2 separate regions of the Mus musculus genome follow, and region 2 is linked to region 1. Evidence: chromatin loops called from intact Hi-C (ENCODE). Cell type or tissue: left cerebral cortex. All regions are shown on one strand. Links, peaks and the distances in the headings refer to the core of each region. The heading gives the core; the rest is flanking DNA.

The links. A loop is a pair of places that touch in the nucleus more often than their neighbours do. Peaks named below come from ENCODE experiments on the same cell type or tissue, not always from the same donor. Only the 100,000 strongest peaks of a DNase experiment are listed, where the experiment ranks them.
Region 2: it touches region 1 in a loop (2.5-fold over the local background); 2 of 42 quality-filtered maps call a loop at or near these places.

The regions. Positions count from the first base shown.
Region 1 is chr4:129,455,877-129,466,520 of GRCm38, reverse strand. It overlaps Bsdc1 (BSD domain containing 1), which reads right to left and starts at 4,842. Exons shown (of 11, transcript NM_133889.2): 1 at 4,816-4,842; 2 at 4,519-4,579; 3 at 1,175-1,291. The coding sequence starts at 4,826. It also overlaps the pseudogene Gm24621. In left cerebral cortex, for the core only: no CTCF peak of the experiment used is centred there; DNase peaks (open chromatin) are centred at 952, 1,891 and 5,012; H3K4me3 peaks cover 1,896 bases; H3K27ac peaks cover 1,304 bases.
Region 2 is chr4:129,595,595-129,606,238 of GRCm38, reverse strand. Eif3i (eukaryotic translation initiation factor 3, subunit I) reads left to right here and starts at 5,591. Exons shown (of 11, transcript NM_018799.2): 1 at 5,591-5,645; 2 at 5,738-5,830; 3 at 7,197-7,284; 4 at 9,300-9,365. The coding sequence starts at 5,643. It overlaps Tmem234 (transmembrane protein 234), which reads right to left and starts at 5,559. Exons shown (of 5, transcript NM_029748.3): 1 at 5,508-5,559; 2 at 5,105-5,256; 3 at 3,978-4,044. The coding sequence starts at 5,523. In left cerebral cortex, for the core only: a CTCF peak has its summit at 5,631; DNase peaks (open chromatin) are centred at 5,233 and 5,597; H3K4me3 peaks cover 2,076 bases; H3K27ac peaks cover 846 bases.

The DNA.
Region 1 (10,644 bases), core at 772-8,771:
TGGGTTCAGTCCTATAGAGCCGTATAAAGCGCTAGGTTTGATGACAGAGACAGGGAGGCAAAGACAGGCAGATCCCTGGTGCTCACTGGGCAGAGGGCAGAGAAGAGTCTGACAAGTTTCAGGACCAGTGAGAGACACTGTCTCAAGAAACATGGTGGACAGCCACAGAATGTCGAAGGTCGTCCTTGCTTCTAGAGGCATCTGCACACAAACACGTGAACCCACATGAACATGTGTGCGTGTGCACATGCACATTTACACACACACACACACACACACCCTGAAAGAAGATCCATGTCACTCTAGCAGGAGAGAAGGCTGAGATGGGTGGCAGTGTTGAATCCCAGGTCTAACACTGGTGGCTATGAGACTGGAATCCTCTCTGAGTCTGTCTTTTGTGGATAAATAAGTCAAGGATGTTACCTGACAGACGTTTTTATTATTGCTAAGGAAGTAAAATATCCTGCAGATGTTGGGCAGACATATGGACAGCCAGCCTTGTTTGACAGGGGGACAGTTGAAAGCAAATGACTCCTCTGGAGGTGCAAGCAACCGTCCATCTTGGGTCAGCATGCCATCTGTTTGCAGGGATAATGAACTGAAAGGCAGACCAGACTGCAACATCTTATGCAAAACTATAATATTAATTTTGCTTTGCTAAGACAAGATTCTGCTATATAGTTCAGGCTCCACCTCCCAAGTGTTAGTACATATCGACATTATCTCTTCTTTTTTAAAAAGTTTGTGTGTGTGTGTGTGTATTCATGCATGGATTTGCAGGTGCCCTCCACAGAGGCCAGAAGAGGGCACTGAAGCCCCTGGAATTAGAGTGGTTGTGAGTTGTGAGCTGCCTGACATGGGTGCTGGGGACTGAATTTAAGTTCTCTGAAGGAGGCGTCTCTCCAGCCTCTAGCAGGATTTATTCTTGATTGAGCTGCCTACGCATCTGCAACCCAGGACCTACAGTAGCATCTGGCACACACGCTGCTACAAGTACACAGTCATGAAGATAAACCAATGAAGGAAGGGGTGCTTGTTACGGGTTAGACTCACAGCAGTTTACCAATTGCCATTCATACATTTGGGCTGGACTTTCACACAGGGCCTTGCCCACCCAGTTCCCAGGGCAGAGCACTCAGTGAGGGGCGGTCACTCGAGGCGTGGCAGTACTCACGGCCAGCTTCTCCTTGACCACACTGGCTGTGGCTGCTATGGTGCAGGCCGTGTCATGCTGAACCACCTGGGTAAATTCTGTCAGGTCCCGCTTCATGAACTCCAAAGCTTCCGTGGACTATGGAAGACAGAGAAGGAGGACAAAGCTGGCAGACTCCATCATCCCACGTATGTATGTGGAAACATGAGTGGCTTAAGAGCCCTAAGAGTGACATTGGGAATAATGCTGACTTGTCGCGATTCTATGCCCTGGGATCCCCTAGACTAAGGACTGAGTCTCATAACTATGTGCCCACAAGTGAGTCCGCTCAGTCATCCATTGTTTTTCTCCTAACAAATAATCTCAAAGCCAGAACAGCGTTAAAACATATACATATTTTCCAAACAAGCTTTTAAAACTTGGTATGGGTGTTTTGTTTTGTTTAATTTTTCGAGACAGGGTTTCTCTGTGTATCCCTCACTGTCCTGGATCTCACTCTCTCAAACTCCAAGATTCGCCTGCCTCTGCTTCCCAAGTGCTGGGATTAAAAGACCCTCCCCCCCCCCCCAATCCAGAAGAATGGCTTCTCTCTCAGGTCTTGGTTCCACTCTTCCGGGTTTTGATTCTCCATTAAGTTTCTTTGGAATGAGTGATGTTTGCCTGTCTGGCTGACCTACTTCAGAGCTAGTTTGAGCCAGCTGGTCCTCTGCTGCCTGCTGTGTGACTTCCTCATCTTGTGCTCGAAAACTGCAACACGACTTCCTGGAGCACCTGTACTCACCCCATCTTGCATGTCCTCTCACTTCCCAGGGATCAATCCCCTGAATGTTTTCTTTTGAGGAGGTTTACTATGCAGTCTGATCCTTCAGCCCCGCCTCCCTCCCAAGTGCTGAGATTACAGATGTGCACTGTCATGCCCAGCCAAAGCATGTTTTTGAGTATTCAGGTTTTTCATTTTGTTTTTCCTGGATGGGCCTGCCTACTTCTGACCTGGCATGACACAGTGGGACAATAAGGAACCACTAAGAGGGTGAAGCATGTAGGACACAATGAGATTTTCATTTTTAATATGTCCCTCTAGTGACTGGCACATTTTTAGCCACTCAGAGTCCGGTAAGAGTAGTTGTCCAGTAAGAGCATAGCATCAAAGAGTCTAGGGAAAGAAGCAGGCGTCACCTGCAAGGAGAAGTGCGCAACAGACCATGCAGAGCACACACAGTTGTGAGCTGAGGACAAAGATCTTCAGAGGCCCATCTTTAAGGGCAGGTAGAGGAACATGAGTTCAACAGTCAGGAAAGAAAAACCTGCACAGTGCACAAGGGTGTGGAGAACTGGGAGAGAGTTACATCACAAAAGTCGGAAGAGTGACAGTTCAAAAAAAGGTGGGGTAGGGTGGGGTGGGGAGCATGGTAGTGCCAACTGCTGCAGAAAGTTCCAGAAAGATAAGGGCTAAAAAGTACCCAGTGGAGCTGGCAAGTGTGAAATGACTGTCATTACAGATAAGTGTCCAGGTGGTGGCTTCAGGGGTGGGGAGGGAGTAACCCGAAATCAAGCTTATTGACGTCGTATTTTTAAAGTATGCCAGGCTGCTGAACACAGACTTGAGGGAAGAGTTTCCGACGTCAAGGGGAAGAGTAAAATAAGAGGGAGAAAAGGTCTGTTGGGGGCGTGCCTAGACGAAGTGAGACCAGGGCACGTGTCGGGGGAGCACACAATGCAGCAGAGCTTTCTCTAGTGCTGTGTCTGTCTGTACATGAACTTGGACGCGTTGGATCTGTACATGAACTTGGATGCACTGGATGGGGACTCAGTAGACTCAAGGCAGGAGTGGGAAGGAAGCAAGCAGAGGAAGTCAGGTTACACGCCCCTCTCAAAATGAGAGGACGTTTGCTAAGAGAGCAGGAAGACACCGACCCAAAGGGAGCGGAGATGGCCAGCAGCAAAGACGGCAGCAGAGGAGCAAGGGAAAAGTCGAAAAACGGTGACTGAGTTTTACTGAGTCACTTAATAAAGAGCGAATGCCTATGTAGCACCCAGAGAGACCACATATTGTCTGAGTGTTCTGCATATTATCATGTGATCCTCGTGACATCGCATTAGAGAGGTACTGCCATTTCACAGTGAGGAAGGTAAGAAGAAGAAGAAGAAGAAGAAGAAGAAGAAACCAGATAAACAAACTTGCCCAAGTCATAAGCTACACGCCTTTAATCTCAACACTCAGGAAGCAGAAGGAGGCGGATCTCTGTGAGGCTGAGGCCAGCCTGGTCTACATAATGGTCCCAGGGCAGCCAAGGGCGACATACACCATGAGACCCTGTCTCAAAATAAAACAAACCACGACCACCACCAATAACAACAAAATAACTTGTCCAAGTTCCCAGAAATGTAAGGAACTAAAGGGAGAGATTAAGTCTCTTCCTGAAAGCCTCGAAACACACGGGGAGTCCTCACAGGACAGGACACCTGCCGGATAGCACACTTTCTTTGCATGCTTGAGGTCTCATATTAATCCTTAGCGTAAAGTCCTGCCTCTCCATCATCAATAAAACTTCCAGCACAGGGAATTCTCAGATGTGCTGAGCTGTAGCTTGAGCGGAGGCTTCCCAGGAGAACCCGGAGCAAGGAGAAAATAAAAACAAAAACCAAAAAACCAAAAACCAAACAAACAAAAACCGTTCCTAAAGTACTGGGCTGACTTGAGATCAGAAGCCTCTCGGAGTCTGCCCTGAAGCACGACTCCCTTCACTTGCTTGAGGTAAACAGTAATTAGTTACCCCACGACTTAGTTGGGCTGCCTGTAAATAAAGGAATGTGGGATAAAACAGGAACACCAACTGGCATTGCCTAGGACAAGGACAAGCATTAGTCACAATCACAGCCACTTCCCCAGGTCTCCACTCTCTGGCCCCCCCTCATCCCTTTGTAAACCAGTCACATAGGCACCATCAGGTACCAGCGCATATGGCAATCCTCATCTCTACCCGGATTCTTGGCTACACCTTCCTTGGCATGCTCATGACTCCCTAGTCTGGACAATTAGGGACTGCCCTTTCCCGGTATTCACAACAGTAACTAAGCAACTATTTTGCTTGACTGCCTCCACACCAGACTGAGCTTTGTGAGGCCCAAGACTATCTGTCTGGCTAAGGTCTATATCCTCCCAACCTGTCTGTGAGTAGTGACTGTCACATATTCTAATAAATATTGCTGTTTAAGAGTAAGATGTTGTTAGTGGTGGTGTTCTACCCTTTTCTCGTAAATGGCCTCACAGAAGCTCAAAAAAACCCAAGCAGGGGCTAGCTGGGGTTGGTTGCAAGGAGACGGCCGCGGTGCCCTGCCGAGGGAAGGGTGCTGGCCCGGCTTACCTTCTCTTTGACTGCCTGGTAGCTCTGCTGCAGCCAGCTCCGCCACCACCCCACGTCCTCCCTGTGGAAGACAGACACATCTGACGGCCCTGCCGGGCGACTCCAGCCCAGCCTCCGGCCGGAGATGAGGCTTTTCCGGCCGCTTCCCCATGCCCTCGCACCACGCCTCCGCTCTGCCCTTCCAGCTCAGTCCGCACCCGCACCGGCAGCCTGTCCCCAACAGGGACCCCTGGCCCAGTACCCCATCCCTCGAAAAGCCCAAGCCCCCAACGCCAGAAAGCGGAACGCCAAGCTCACCCTTCCGCCATCTTGCCAGCATGACATCACCACTATTTACCGACCTTTGACTTCCGACACGGCACCGCCCCCTCAGGCTCCGCCCCCATGAGCGTGCCCCAATCTTAACACAAGGACAACTCTCCGCCCAGTCCCCGCCCCCCTACATCAATGTGTCTGGCCTTTGTCCAATCCATGTCCCAAATGCGATTTGTCCCGCCTCTGAACTCTCGATCCAATGGTGTGTAAGATTGTCCTCGGGTCCCACCAACCAGCCGCTAGCTTTCCCGGTAGTCCCTGACTACAGTGGCCTCTCCGGGCCAATTTCGGCAGGCTCGTTAGACCGCCAATTAGAAGGCGAGGCGAGGAAAGGAGAGGCCGGGTTGGGACGTTGTGTTCTTAGAACCTGGAGTTAAGTTCCGCCCCCCTTTGTGAAGCCAGCCGCGTAGCAGCTCCTTGGTGTTCTGCTGCAGGCTAATTCAGCAAGCTCCGATTGCGGACCTCAGAGCCAGAGTAAGGCTATGGGGAGAATCCAGAGCTCTCCTCGGGATGACACCCAGGATCATTTGGAGAGGCAGATACATATTCACATTATTTCTTAAGCCCGATTTAAGAAAACGCTAGCTGAAAGTGTTCTGGAAAAATCCCACTGATAGGGGGGAATTGAGGTCTATTGTGTGGTGGAAGGGGGATTTACATAGATCCTGTGGCCCTACCTACTACTTCCTCAATCTACACAAACCCCTCCTTCACCTCCAGCAGGAGGTTGACTCCCCTCCTCGAAGGCTACACTGTAATCAAGGTCATCACTGCTACCTGATCCCATAGCCTCTTACCTGCCTGAGGAACAAGCTATATACTAATTCTCCCAGTGTTCCCCAAGGCCTCCCATCTAACTTTCAAAAAGATTGTTGCTGGTATTTCTCCTGTCTAAAAAACTAACAACTATTGGATGGATCACAGGGCTCCCAATGGAGGAGCTAGAGAAAGTACCCAAGGAGCTAAAGGGATCTGCAACCCTATAGGTGGAACAACATTATGAACTAACCAGTACCCCGGAGCTCTTGACTCTAGCTGCATATGTATCAAAAGATGGCCTAGTCTGCCATCACTGGAAAGAGAGGCCCATTGGACACGCAAACTGTATATGCCCCAGTACAGGGGAATGCCAGGGCCAAAAAAAAAATGGGAATGAGTGGGTAAGGAAGTGGGGGGGAGGGTATGGGGGACTTTTGGGATAGCGTTGGAAATGTAATTGAGGAAAATATGTAATAAAAATAAATAAATAAATAAATAAATAAATAAAAAAATAAAGTAGACCACCATAAGGCTGTTAAGGGAGAAAAAATGGAATGAGTAATTTCCAGTGGTCTTTCTCCCTTCTAAGGTCCATGCTTTGCCTGCAACGAATGCACAAGGTTTAAAGCTAAAAAATGCTGTGATAAATGATTTGTGCTACTGAACAAGATGGGCTAAGAAACAAGTTGAGTTCTTTAATCCCCAACAGAATCTACCTTTGCAATTTCATTCCCCACATTAAAGGTCACTTGGAACTACTGCCTGCCTCTACCTCCCAAGTGCTGGGGTTAAAGGCATGCGCCACCACTGCCCGGCATGTATTTTTTTTTTTTTAACTAGACAATTTAATCCAAGATATTGCAGGTGCTAGGCAAACATGCTATCAGTAAATTACATCCAAGCCCTGAACTGTTAATTTATAATCGCACACATAAAACCATGCCAGTCAGATGGCCGTGCCTCCTCCCAGGGTTCTCCTTTCTGTTCCTACCTGGTTGGTCTGACCTTGCACCTCCACCCTCCTTGCTCACACTGCCCCACATACAAAGGCTACTTAGATTTCCCAGAAACTTTCTGGTGCTTTCCTGACCCTGAGCCCTTGAACATGTCTTCTCTGCCTGCAGTTCTCTGACCTCAGTTTCTTACCCACTCTGACCATGCTATTGAGAACTGCAGCTTGTGCACCATAAATACCAGCACTTGGAGGTGGGGGTGAAAGACCCCAAGAGGAGCCCCTCGCTCAGGCCTCGGGATAATAGCGGACCCCCAAGATCTCATGAGAGACCAAGCTTGATGCAAACCACATGAGGCTTTATTTGGGGAAAGCCAGAGCTCTAGGGACGACTCATCCCACGCAGGGGTAGAGGAGTCGACCTCGAGGGGAAAGGGGTCCCAGTTTTTATAGGCCCTCGGGGAGGGGGGGAGGAGAAGGGGGAAGTAGGGGATTTCCAGGTCTTCTCAAGAAATGGGTATGGGAGGGGTACAAGGAAAGAGTCTAGTGCAGGTGTAGCAACTCCAGATTGGCCCGGCTGTGGTTGCTGGGGAGATTTTCCAACTCTAGCCCAGCAACCAATATCACAAACACCTGGCAGTGAGGTGCAGCAGTGGGCACACACATGGGTTCAAGGAACGGCCAGAACATTGGCAGACACATGAGTTCGAGGAGCGGCCAGAGCATTGTGCACCTCTATTTTTCTAGATCAGTGAAGCTAGTTCTGCTTACAATGAAATCTATTTTGCCAATTTCAGGGCTTCTGTGACCTTTTACATTCTGTCAGGATCTTTCAGGGGCAGGTGGATTTCTGTGCGTTTGAGGCCTGGTCTACACAGAGTTTAAAAAAAAAAAAAAAAAAAAAGCAAACAATCCCACCCAGAGCGAAAGTATCTGCATCCCCAGGACTGCCATCTTTCTTCCTTTCTCAAGTTTTCCCCTCCAAATCCATCACCATAGATAATATTGTGTACTTTAGTTTTTTTTCTTTGATAAGAAATTACCTGCCTCTGGGGCTGGAGAGATGGCTCAGTGGTTAAGAGCTCCGACTGCTCTTCTGAAGGTCGTGAGTTCGGATCCCCGCAACCACATGGTGGCTCACAACCATCTATTATGAGATCTGATGCCCTCTTTTGGGGTGTCTGAAGACAGCTACTGTGTACTTACATATAATAAATAAATCTTAAAAAAACAAAACAAGGCCGGGCGTGGTGGCGCACGCCTTTAATCCCAGCACTTGGGAGGCAGAGGCAGGTGCATTTCTGAGTTCGAGGCCAGCCTGGTCTACAAAGTGAGTTCCAGGACAGCCAGGGCTATACAGAGAAACCCTGTCTCGAAAAACCAAAAAAAAAAAAAAAAAAAAACAAAACAAAACAAAGAAATTACCTGCCTCTTCTGTCCAGAGTTGGGATTTCTGTGAAGACAGAGATTTTTGCTTGTCTTGGGTGCCATTATGCAGTTATTATACCACAAATTTCCTGCATTTGGGGAAATCACAGGAGTCAGCCCACCCAGAATGCAATGGATGAGCCTCGCCCTGGGAAAACCACCTTTGTGATCATGGCATCTCCCCTGCCAGTTAAGTATTTTGTAAGAATTTTGTCTTTTAAGTCAGGATCTGTGGGGGACTGGAGAGATGGCACCGCCTATTAGCCTATTAGAGCCCTGCTGTTTTTTTGGGTTTGTTTTGTTTTGTTTTGTTTTGTTTTTCAGAAGATCCAATTCCTAACACTCACAGATGGCTCACAACCTTCCATAACTCCAGTTCTAAAAGATCCAAGGGCCTCTTCTGGCCTCTGCAGGCACCAAGCACTCGCATATGCACTTGCTATATAGCTGGCTCCAAACTTGCTGTACAGCCTAGGCTGTCCTGGAATGCTTCATTCTACATTCAGAACAAAGCCAGCATCATGTCACTTTTTTGCCACCTCTACAACTCCTATGGAGACTCAAGGTGCTGGGTCATTGGAAGAGGCACCCAAGTGCTGGGATTATGGACATGCACCACTGGATAAGAAAAGTTCACAGCGGCTCACACCTCTAATCCCTGCACTCACAAGCTAGAGGCAGACAGATCTCCGAGTCTGAAGTCAGTCTGGTCTCCACAGCAAGTTCCAGGCCAGGCAGAAACATAATGAGACACACCGTTTTGAAAAGGTGGCTTGTTTTGTTTTGTTTGCCCATGTAATAATGATGTGTTCACAGCAGGGTAACTTTTTTTTTCATTTTTATTTATTTATTATTATAAATAAGTACACTGTAGCTGTCTTCAGATGCACCAGAAGAGGGCGTCAGATCTCATTATGGGTGGTTGTGAGCCACCATGTGGTTGCTGGAATTTGAACTCAGGACCTGTGGAAGAACAGTTGGTGCTCTTACCCGCTGAGCCATCTCACCAGCCCACAGGGTAACTTATTAAACAAGAAATCTAAGAATAAACTAAGATGTTTAATATTTAGAGACACCAATCTCTTCCCAAGGCCATAAAACTAGGAAAGGCTAGAACTCTCATATGAGCTTGAAGTTGTCCATTAAAATTAAAATCAAGTTTCTGGGTCTGGAGAAATGGTTTAGTGGTTAAGGTCACTTATTGCTCTGACAAAGGACCTGGATTTGATTTCCAGCACCCAAATGATGGCTCAGAACCATCCACAAGCCTGTGTTGTGGGCTGTTCAGCAAGAGAAGACTGTTCCAACATAGGTTTAAGCTGATAGAAAGTCTTTATTACCCAGCCAATAATTACACAGTTCAGGATCCCAGGGTTGCCCCAAGCATTTCTCAGGGTGAGCTTTTAAACATAAAGACAGCACCCTGGGTTGACATCCTTCAGTTAACAAGAACAGTTAGCCAGAAGCTAAACTATAGAAGCCAAAACCACAAGGTTGGTCCATTAGAAGATTTCCCAGAGCTAAGGGCTTTGATGGATTAGGCCTTTGTTTTTGTTTTAGCAGGCGACCTGTCTAACAGCCTGAATGGCACTTCCATCATGGAGTCAGCTGTGCTAGGGTCTTAGGGCCTACTAATGTCTGGGGCCCTGTTACACCCAGTTCCAAGGAAGCCAACAGGTACACATGTACTGTACATATATGCATATAGGCAAAAACTCTTATGTAAAGTAAAATAAACTTTAAAAATCAAATTTCTAACCAGGCTATGGTGGCGCAGGTCTTTAATCCCAGCACTTGGGAGGCAGAGGCAGGAGGATTTCTGAGGTCGAGGCCAGCCTGCTCTACAGAGTGAGTTCCAGGACAGCCAGGGCTACACAGAGAAACCCTGTCTCGAAAAACAAACAAACAAACAAAAAATCAAATTTCTACCCCTCTCACATGTTATGCCTTCTTGTCCCACCCTCCCACCGAGATAAGCTATACAGAGGCAACAACTACTTCCTACACTTCAGTATAATCCCTTTTGCTCACAACTGGCACAGTGCTTGCTGACAAAGTCTTCAATCTCATTAGACAGAGAAACTCAACATGCTCTGGTCTTTCTCATTTGTCAGTCGAGAGAATCTCTTCTAAGCAACACCTGTCAATCAAAAAGGCTTATGGGCAAAGAGCAGAAGCAGCAACTAAGCGGCGGGACACAGGCAGGGACAGAGAGAATTCTGGGAAATAGTCAGAGGGATTGGAAGGATTCTGCAGCCAGATGTTGAGGAAGAAATGGGCCAGGACTGAGGAGAGGTCACTAACCAGCAGCGAGCGGAATTCAGGTTAAAAAAAAGGGAAGATCTGCCCCAGGAACACAGAGGAAACCAGCCATGAGGCTGAACCTGGGTTAGAATAAAAGGGATAATAATAAATCAGAGAAAAAGTCGAGGCTTATGGCCAAGGCATTTATTAACAAACAGTCTCAGAGTCGTTTTTCCGGGAGCAGGGGCTGGAGCAGAAAAACTGGATTTATTATTTACATTTGTCCTTTCCCAAGTCTTGACCCTGGACGACTCCTCTTCGCTGACATCACCCCCAGCATCCAGTGGATTTGGACTCAAATCCTAGTACACCCCCTTTCTAGCAATGTGGCCTTTCCAGACTTTGGTGTCTTCGTCCTTGAAACGTGA
Region 2 (10,644 bases), core at 937-8,936, 140 kb before region 1:
TACAAACAGTTGCCGGGCAGTGGTGACGCACGGCTTTAATCCCAGCACTTGGGAGGCAGAGGCAGGCAGATTTCTGAGTTCGAGGCCAGCCTGGTCTACAAAGTGAGTTCCAGGACAGCCAGGGCTACACAGAGAAACCCTGTCTCGAAAAAAAAAAAGAGAGAGAGAGAAGAAAATACAAACAGAACAGATTTTACTGTTCTTGGCCCTATAACTCCGATTTAAAGAATCTAAAGAATGCCTCAAAGCAAACGTTTCTTATATGACAGCCTGCTTTAGGCTGGAAGTGTTTAAAGTTTTTTTTATTTATTTATTTATTTATTTATTTATTTATTTATTTATTTATTTATTATATGTAAAGTACACTGTAGCTATCTTCAGATGCACCAGAAGAGGGCATCTGATCTCATTACGGGTGGTTGTGAGCCACCATGTGGTTGCTGGGATTTGAACTTCCAACCTTCGGAAGAGCAGTCGGGTGCTCTTACCCACTGAGCCATCTCACCAGCCCGTGTTTAAAGTTTTAAAGCATTAAACATTTAAAGCTAAACAGAAAATGTCTGAACTGGTCTTTCCATGAATAGCAAATACTAACACCTAACTTCTTTTATTATATTGTTTCACCATCTACGTTATAAAGTAGAAAAAGTTTAGTCAGTCTTGTTTATGAAATTCTAGTCCTCCAGAAGTATAACCTATGTGATGCCCTATTTTTAAACCACATTATCAGAGAGCTCTAAGAATATTGTAACTTATTCTTCTGGCTAGTCAGAGTCTGTCAGTTGTCTCGGTTTACGCGGCACCAATCATACCGTCTGAGCTAGCTCGGGGGTGGACACCCCAGCAGACTCCTGGACTGGTGGCCTCATCTGGGATCCCAGCTTCTCATCTGTGAGGCTCACCTGTACTTCTCCAGGGCTAAGGAAGACTTCCAATACGGCCAGATAAAGTTAAAAGCAGAAGTTTAAGTACATTTAAGACTTTTTGAAAGACTCAGACATAATTTTCTCAGGAAAAGACATAAAATGAATTATAATACAGAAAGTTCCCAAGAAGGCAACACACAGAGACCAAAACCAAAAGAGACAGAAAGACATCGATGGCAGCCTTGGGCTCAGTGCTGGAGCTGTGTCAGACAGCACTGCTGGCTTCGTGACTTTTGCCGTTTCCAGTTAACATGGCTGAGCTACACAGAGAATGGGCTCATGTCCACAGAAGTGACTCGAGGGAGGCTTAGGGCTGCCTCTAAGTTCAATGCTTTATCAGGACTCAGCATCAACACCTCTGAGGTCTGACACCAGCCTCGCTGTTTGCTTCCCCCTCAGCCCCCCCATGAATTAATTTATTCACTTTACATTCCTATTGCTGTCCCCACCCCCAATTCCTCCTTCCCTTTTCCTCTAAGAGGGAGGAGTCCCACTTTGGTATCCTCCCTCCCTGGCACATCAAGTCTTTGTAGGGCTGGGTGCATCCTCTCCCACTGAGACCAGACAAGGCAGCCCAGTTAGAGGAATGAGATCCACAGGCAGGCGAGAGCTTTAGGGACACCCCGCTCCAGTTGTGGAGGGACCCCTTCCTTTCTCTCTTTAAAGATTTAGGTGTGTATGAGTATTTTGCTTTCATGCATGTGTTGTACCTATGGAGGTCAGAACCTTCTGGAACAGTGTGTGTCATCATGCGCTGCTGGGAATTGAACTGGGGTCCTCAAGAGGAAGAAGTTCTCTTAACTACCCAGCCACCTCCCATTCCTGCTTAGATAATAAAAATAAGATCCTGACAAGTTCCTAGCTCACACTTGCATTCCCAGCACTTAGGAGGCTGAGACAGGAAGACAGCCAGGAGTTCAAGGCCATCCTGGGCTATACCTGAATTCCAGCCTGGCTACAGAGTAGGATCATTTCAAAAACAACAGCCAGGCATGCTGGCACACACCTTAGTCCAAGCACTCAGAAGGCAAAGGATGTGTATCTTTGTGAATCTGAGGCCAGCCTGATCTTAGGACAGCCAAGACTGCACAGAGAGAACTAACCTCAAAACAATACAAGAATGAGGTCTTTACCCTCAAAGAGAATGGAGATTTCAAGGCCAGAGGACAGACAGGCACTCTAGGCACAGCAGAATGAGTGTTCGAGCATACCACTCAGCTCCCAGGGTTAGCACTCGCTGGGCACTCTGTGCATTGTGATGCATTTCCACAGCACTTACCACTGTTATAAGGGAAACAGCGACTGAACAAAGTCATATACTCAAAGGCTTAAGGTTTCTGTTTAGAGAGAGGCTGGCCAAGGGATGGGTAAGATGCCTCAGTGGGTAAGGATGTCTACTGCCAACCTGACTTTGGTCTATAGGAGCCACATGAAGGGCCAAATGCTGTTTTATGATCTCAACAGGCACAGGTACATTAACACACTCACACACATACACACGTAATAAATATTTAAAAATCATGAGAATCCAGAGAGATGGTGCAGAGATTACGAGCACTTGCTGGGTTTGTTTCTCACACCCACATGGCGAGTCACACCCACTGGCTGCCCTCACACTCCTTGTAGCTGAGGCTGACCTCCGCTGACCGTGAGCTCCTGAGTACTAGGATTACAGGTATGACCACAACGCCTGACTGCTCCACTTTTAATGAACACCCTAAATTTGATCCCTAACACTTGTTAAATTTCTTGAGACAGCCTGGCCTAGAACTAAGTGTTCCAGGACACATTACATATCCCAGAACGTCCATGACCTTGTGGCTCTCTTCCTGCCTTCGCCCTTAACCTCTGAGTCCTGGGGTTACAGGTATGAGCAGCTGGGGGGTGGGGGGGAGGAAAGAGAGAGGGAGGGAGGGAGAGGGAGAGGGGGAGGGGGAGGGAAGGGAGAGAGGAAGAGCGCAGTTATACCGGGAAAGGTTTTGTTTGTTTGTTTGTTTGTTTGTTTTAAGCTTATTTATGTATGAGTATTCTGCCTGCATACCAGGAGAGCACATCAGATCCCATTACAGATGGTTGTGAGCCACCATGTGGTTGCAGGGGATTGAACCAGCCAGCCAGAGTTCAGAAAGAACTAGAAAGGGCGAGCTTACTCAGCAGTGAGTCTCCAAGTGACAATTACATCAGGCAGATAAAAAATACATTTACAAAGGCAAGCATAATAAACTGCCCATCATCTCCATGAATATAAGCATGTCTGTTTCAGAAGGTCATAATATAAATAAAACATATAGTCTGATTAATAGGAACAGTCAACAAACACTTGGAGAAAGGATACTGATATTGATTGAGCCTCTCTGATATTGTCAGGGACTTGGCTACATTCTTCCCATAGACTGAATTAATCTCCATAACGCTATGAATCCCACTATATAAAGTCAAAACTCAAATAAAGGACTTACTCCAGGCCAGGCAGGGAGGATACAGGGATCAAACCATCAGCGTGTCACTTACATGGCTGCTTGGGGAACACCTACAGCCCTAGCACTTGGGCATGAGGCTGAGAACTTGGAAGCCAGTCCCAGTTAGATAGTGAGACTCTCCCAAAAACAACAAACAAGGCAGTCCGGCCAGCCCAGCCGCTCAGTGGGGAGAGGCATTCGCCATCAGGACTGATGGTCCCAGCTCCTTACTAGAATCTACAAGACACAAGGAGAACCTACTCCTAAAACCTGTCCTCTGACCAAACACACACTGTGACACATGTGCACACACAAAATAAATTCTAATAGAAAATGAAAACAACCATCAAACACACAGCAAACGTATCAGGAAAACCCCCTCCTCCCAGATGATAAAGGACATCACCACTTAGGAGACCACAATGAGCCTCCTGCTGCCGCCGCCGCTGCACACTGACTCGCCTCACTGGCCCTGTGACCCACAGAAGGACCAGAAACCGGTGCTCTGCCTCATTGACAGGTGCAAGGTCTTTCAGGTTCCCTTCGTAAAATATGGCGTCCACCCCAGAGAAGACCCGAGCCAGAGACCCACCTGTTGATGCCAAAGTCAAGTAGTAGAGAAGGGATCCACTCTGATTGAGGAGAAAGGGCATCAGGTACTAGAAAGAGGAGAGACCTGTCAGGGGCTGCCTGCGTGTGCAACGGCTTTCCCAGTTCTCAACCTTCCTAATGCTGCGACCCTTTAATCCAGTTCCTCATGTTGTGGGGACCCCCCAACCATAAAATTATTTTCATTGCCACTTCACAACTGTAATTTTACTACAGTTATGGACTGTCACGTAAGTATCTGATATGCAGGATATCTGGTGTCAGACCCCTTGCCAGTTGTTACCCAGTTCGAGAGTCCCTGTTCTGGCTTGCACCTTCCCACGGGGGTTGGCATGGTTACAAATGCTCAGGGACCGCTCATGTGTTTGAAGACCCCTTAGAGCAAACAGAGAAACGCATTCAATGTACTCTATTGCCTTAAATGCCCTCTCCCTCGTCATGGCCAGTTCCCATCGTCCCTGCTGGTATAAGGCCTTGAGTGACAGTGTTACCCCTTCTAAGTAGCCCACTCCATGTCCTCCAGCTTCATCTCTCTGTACAGAATTCACACAGTACTATAAATATAGTACCTCTCTCCTTCCCCCTAACCCTCAGAGTAGGGCATATCTAGCTAGCTTACATAGGCAGCCATGGGCAGTTCTCGATAGCTTTCCTTATGTTCTACCCCAGGGCAAGTTGAGCCGAAAGAAAGCTCAACTTGGTGATGATGACCTTAAGAGTAGTCCTGGAGCCTGGCAGTGGTGGCGCCTTTAATCCCAGCACTCAGGAGTCAGATGCAGGCTGATCTCTGAATTCGAGGCTAGTGAGTTCAGGGTAGCCAGGGATACACAGAGAAACCCTGTCTCCAAAAACAAACAATAAGCAAAAATAGTCATTGATTGAACATGTACCCTGTACTAGGCCCAATGCTAAGTGTTTTATGTGTCTTACTTGAGTTCTTATATCAGCCCTATACAAGGGTTATCATTAAATTTTCCATTTTTTTGACGAAACAGACTCACAGAGGATAAATGACTCTTCCAGGAACTTCTAGTGAGTAAGAGATGGGCTGGGAATACGGCCGACCTATGGTGAAATTTTCAGGGGCTCGTCCGTGAGAGCTAGACGCACCTCAGTATTCCCGAAGAGAGCCTTTATCTCCTGCAACAGCTGCCAGGCCCACGTCCGCTCACGCACTTGCTCCAGGCCGGAGGAGGCTCGCTTCAGCAGCGGCTGCGTGCCACCCCACAGTGCGGCCACCAGCACCAGAGCAAGCACCTGCCCTGAAAGCAAAGGGTCAGAAAGTCACCCGGGTCCTCCTCCGGCCTCCTGCACCCTGCTGCCCGGCTCCATCTCCCTCCCTCCCTCTTCCCGCCGGGCTGTGATCGGTCGGGAGGACCCGCCCAGAGGGCGGCCGAAGTGAGACCAGGGTGCGTGGCTCAGCATTCCTGAGGCTCGGGGATGCCAGGAGACTGAGAACAGAGCTCCCGAGCCAGAGTCGGAGCCCGCGGAGGTGGGGGGCCCGGCTACCCACCCCAGGACGCCGCCATGAAAACGCCAGGCCCTTCTACTTCCGGGAGCGAGAGGGCGGAGCCCCCGCATCCGGAAGTCGTCCCTAGTCTTTTTCCGGTCCCACTCACATTGCCTCTCTCCTCGCGTCACCGCCAGGATGGTGAGTTCCAGGCGCGGCGTGCTGCCGTCGGGGGGCCTCAGTAGGCATGGGACGGGGTTCCCGGCACTGACACCCCGGTTCTGTCCCCACAGAAACCCATCCTGCTGCAGGGCCATGAGCGGTCCATCACGCAGATCAAGTATAACCGCGAAGGAGACCTTCTCTTCACCGTGGCCAAAGACCCTGTGAGCGACTGCGTGAGGGCGGGCGGCCGGGGGTCCGGGGCGGGGGGCCCGGAGGGGGCGAGTTCGCGCCGCCCGGACTGCGGGTGGACAAGGTTTACTGCCTGCGGGAGGGAAATTTTTCTGATAAGTAGGGAAAACCAACCCCATACCGCGGTAGGTTGGCGACAGCATTCCGCCAGGGAAATCTGGAAGGGAAGGGTACCTAGCCAGGGAGAAGAGAATCAGGAGACTGGAAGGGAGCCCAGGGACAGGACAGGACAGAATCAAGTGGTCTGTTCAATCCCACTTTGTTTCCTTTGGGGATTGTCTTTTGAGGCATTTGCATTGGAGGCAATAAACTGATAGTTAACAGTGGAGAGTTAAGTCGGAGCTTGAGATCTGAGCCCTAACTCCTGCTCCTACTAAGCAGTGTGACTTTGAACATGACATTTACCTTTTCTATAAACCACAGTTTTCCCTTTTAATAAAACATGGAGACTTTAATTAGCTCCCTCAGCAGAGTGAGGTCATTTCTGTAAATCGTTTTGCACTGTACCCGATGCATGTAAGTCACTTATTTTAAGTTTCATAGACATGGTTTCATTGGAGCTTCACAGCTGCCCTTTGAAGAAAGCTGTTGACAAGAGTGGGGTATCTGTCCATGGTGGCCAGCACACCTCTCCATCCTCCTGCCTCAGCCTCCTGGTCTTGGGAATACAAGTGTGTGCTACCACACACAGCCCCTCCCAGTCATTTTTTTTTTTTAATGTATGTGTGTGTAATGATTTTGTTTATTTTATGTGTATGGGTGCTTTGCTGCATTGTATGTCTACATAGCATGTGAGTGCCTGGTGCCTGTGAAGGCCAGAAGAGGATATCAAATCTCCTGGAACTGCAGATACAGATTGTTGTAAGCCATCATGTGGGTGTTGGGAATCAAACCCAAGTCATCTGGAGGAGCAGCCAGTGCTCTTTAAGCTCTGAGCCTTCTCTTCAGCTCTCCTAGCCATTTAAAGGAAGGGAGCTCTGTATTTAAGATCACACAGTGAGCTAGTGACAAAGCAGTGGAGCCCATACATCCTTACTGTCATCCGGAGTCAATTGAACAGGACCCGAAAGGTTTTTTTTCACACTGCAACTCAGGTTGGCCTTTACCTCTTCTGACTCCAGACAAAAGCACATGAGGATGCTATTGGAGGCCTGGCTCTTCTACAGCTTATGTTAGGAAAGGAGGAGAACCCAGGAGCTGGGCGGTCCTATCAGCTCTTCACTGGTAAATGAGCAGAAGGCAAACCTGGCTTGGCTAGAGCCTGCAGAGGGTTTGTAGTGCAAGCTAAGCTATTGATTATTTTGGGATGTGACCATCCTATCATTTTACTCTTTCCAGATCGTCAACGTGTGGTACTCTGTCAATGGGGAGAGGCTAGGCACCTACATGGGCCACACTGGAGCTGTGTGGTGCGTGGATGCTGACTGTATCCTTTTGGCCATGGGTTAGCCAGCCTTGGAGATACTGGCTTTGGCATGTTGTGGCGGTCTAGAGAATAACACTCCCTACTCCCAGCTACTTCATCCTGTGGGAAACTAGGACAGGTTCAAGTTTGGGAATTCAGAGGTCAGGGCACTCTGAGGTAAAAGTGAGAAAGTCTCTTTGGGACTGACCTGGGAGATGCTCTGATGGCTTCCAAGAAGATATGGACTAGGTGGACTATGTATTCTTATTTGTATATATGTGCGTGGTGAATCTGTGTGCACAGGAGTAGGGACAAATGGAGGCATCAGGTCTTAAGTTGTTCTTCAACCTTTTTTTTTTTTTTTAATCTTTTTTATCATTTTTCTTTTCCCTAAAGATTAGGGGTTTTGGTTTTGGTGTTTTTTGGTTTTTGGGTTTTTTTTTTTTTTTTTTTTTTGTTTGTTTTTCAAGACAGGGTTTCTCTTTATAGCCCTGGCTGTCCTGGACTGTCACTCTGTAGACCAGGCTGGTCTCTGCCTCCTGAGTGCTGGGATTAGAGGCATGCGCCACTACTGCCCAGCTTAAAGATTGGTTTTATTTGTATGGGTGTTTTGCTGCATATGTGTCTGTGTACCTTGTGTGTACTTTGCTAGCCATTTTCCTTTAAATGACAGAAGGCCGCAGATCCCTTAGGACAGGAGTTATAAATGGTTGCGAGCTACTATGTGGGTGCTAGGAACCTAACTGGGTCTTCTGGAAGAGCAGCCATTGCTCTAACGACTGAGCCATCTCTCCAGCTTTGTTTGTTTGTTTGTTTGTTTGTTTAGGGGTTTTTGGTTTGGTTTTTGGTTTTCTTTTTTTTTCTTTTTAAATTTTTTTAAGGTTTATTTATTTTATATGTGTGAGTACACAGTAACTATCTTCAGACACACCAGAAGAGGACATCAGATCCCATTACAGATGGTTGTGAGCCACCATGTGGTTGCTAGGATTTGAACTCAGGACCTCTGGAAGAACAGTCAGTGCTCTTAACTACTGAGCCATCTCTCCAGCCCCTGTTTTTTGGTTTTCAAGACATTGTCTCACTATGGTAGCGTTGGCTGTCTTGGAACTCTCTGCAGACCAGGTAGGCCTTAAGAGATCCACCTGGCTGGGCGTGGTGACGCATGCCTTTGATCCCAGCACTCGGGAGGCAGAGGCAGGCAGATTTCTGAGTTCGAGGCCAGCCTGGTCTACAAAGTAAGTTCCAGAACAGCCAGGGCTATACAGAGAAACCCTGTCTTGAAAAACCAACACCCACCCCCCCACACACACCAAAAAAAAAAAAAAAAAAAAAGAGATCCACCTGTCTCTGCTTCCCAAGCGTAGGATCAAAGACATACATCAACACCGCCTGGTTCTAACTTGTTGTTGTTTTTTTGTTTTTTATTTTTATTTATTATCTGTAAGTACACTGTTGCTGTCTTCAGACACCCCAGAAGAGGGCATCTGATCTCATTTCGGATGGTTGTGAGCCACCATGTGGTTGCTGGGATTTGAACTCAGGACCTTTGGAAGAACAGTCCTTGCTCTTAACCCCTGAGCCATCTCTCCAGCCCCCTACAACTTGTTCTTTGAGACAAAAACAAAACAACTTTTCACTGAGTCTGTAGCTCCCTGATTGGCTAGACTTGGCCAGCCAGTCACTGAATTTCCTGTCTTCATCTCTCAACACTGGAATTACAGCCACACCAGAGTCTCTATGTGGGTGTCGGCGATCTGGACTGAGGTCCTCAGATTTGCACACAGACCATTTTACCCATTGGACTGTCTCCCCAGCCCTAGTCATTCTGTGTCTAGGAGTGATTTGCCTGGTATGTGTAGGTGTGCCTAGTGCCTTTGGAAGCCACAAGTGGCCATTGGATCCCCCTGGAACTGGAGTTGGGAACCACCATGTAGGGGCTGGGATTCTAACCCAAGTCCCCTAGAAGAGCAGCCAGTGCTCTAACCACTGAGCGTCTCTCCAGCCCTAGTCATGTTTCTTAACACCTTCCCCAGGGGACACCAAGCATGTCCTTACTGGCTCAGCTGACAACAGCTGTCGTCTCTGGGACTGTGAAACAGGTAAGCCTGGGCCACTCACTTTCTTAGCAAAAGTCCCTGTCTAGGCAAATGTATTCTAGAGAACTAGAGATAAGTTCACAGATGGTCTCCAGTCTAGAGAGTAAGAATCAACAAACAGAACAGCAAGGAACTTAACTGGGGGAAAGAGGCCATGGTAAAAAGATAAAAAGCCATGTTCAAGGAAGGCCAGAAGGGGCAGTGGACGTCCTGGAGTGGAGATGAGTTGCCTTTCTCAAGGTGAATGTCCCTTGAGCTGGAGCTTACCTGGGCAACAAAGAGCAGGGATGAAAGCAAGTAGTGTCCAGGAGCTAGGACAAGCTGGGTAACGGCACACACCTCATCCCAGCACTAGAGAGGCCAAGGCAGGAAGATCTACACAGAGAAACCCTCCCTGAAAATCCAAAAAATATATGTATAAAATAAAAGCAAAAACCACCAACTAAGTTTTTATTAATTAGAATTAAGTTATTTTAAGATTTGTATATTTTATGTATATGGATGTCTTGTCTGCGTGTACATGAGCAAATCAGAAGAGGGCTTTGGCTCCCATAGGACCACAGTTATAGACAGCTGGAAGCTGCCTGTGGGGGCTGGGAATGGAATGCAGGACGTCCAGCAGAGCAGCCAGCGCTGTGAGCTGCTACACTGTCTCTCCAGCACAAGGTCTCTTTTTTTTTTTCTTTAATTTTACATGTATATGTGTGTTTAGCCTACATGTGGATCTTGTGTACAATGTATGTATAGTGCCCATGGCGTCAGATCTGACTGGAGTTACAGAAAGCGGTGAGCCACCTGTGGGTGCAGCAGATTAAATCTGCATCCTCCGTAAGAACAGCCTATGTTCTTAGTCACTGAGCCATCTCTCCAGTCGAGGCTTAAGATTTTTGTTTTGTGTTTTTGTTATTTATTTGTTTATTTATTTATTTATTTAGAGACAGGGTTTCTCTGTGTAGCTCTGGCCTGGAACTCACTCTGTAGACCAGGCTGGCCTCGAACTCAGAAAACCGCCTGCCTCTGTCTCCCAAGTGCTGGGACTAAAGTTGTGGGATACCAGTACCCATCTGGGAGTAAGTTCTTAAGAGCGACCTTGCTTAGTTAAACTTGGCACACTGAGGAGTTTGATGAAGAGGGAAAAGCAGGGGCTGGTGTGTTTGAGCAGGACCTGAGCAGAGGAGTGGACAGAAGGGGAGGGTCTTATGTCTGTTTCTGTTCTGGGACACTCGGGAGGCATGGAGTCTGAGGGGAGACTTAGCGTGGAACCCACTGTGCTTAGAGCCTC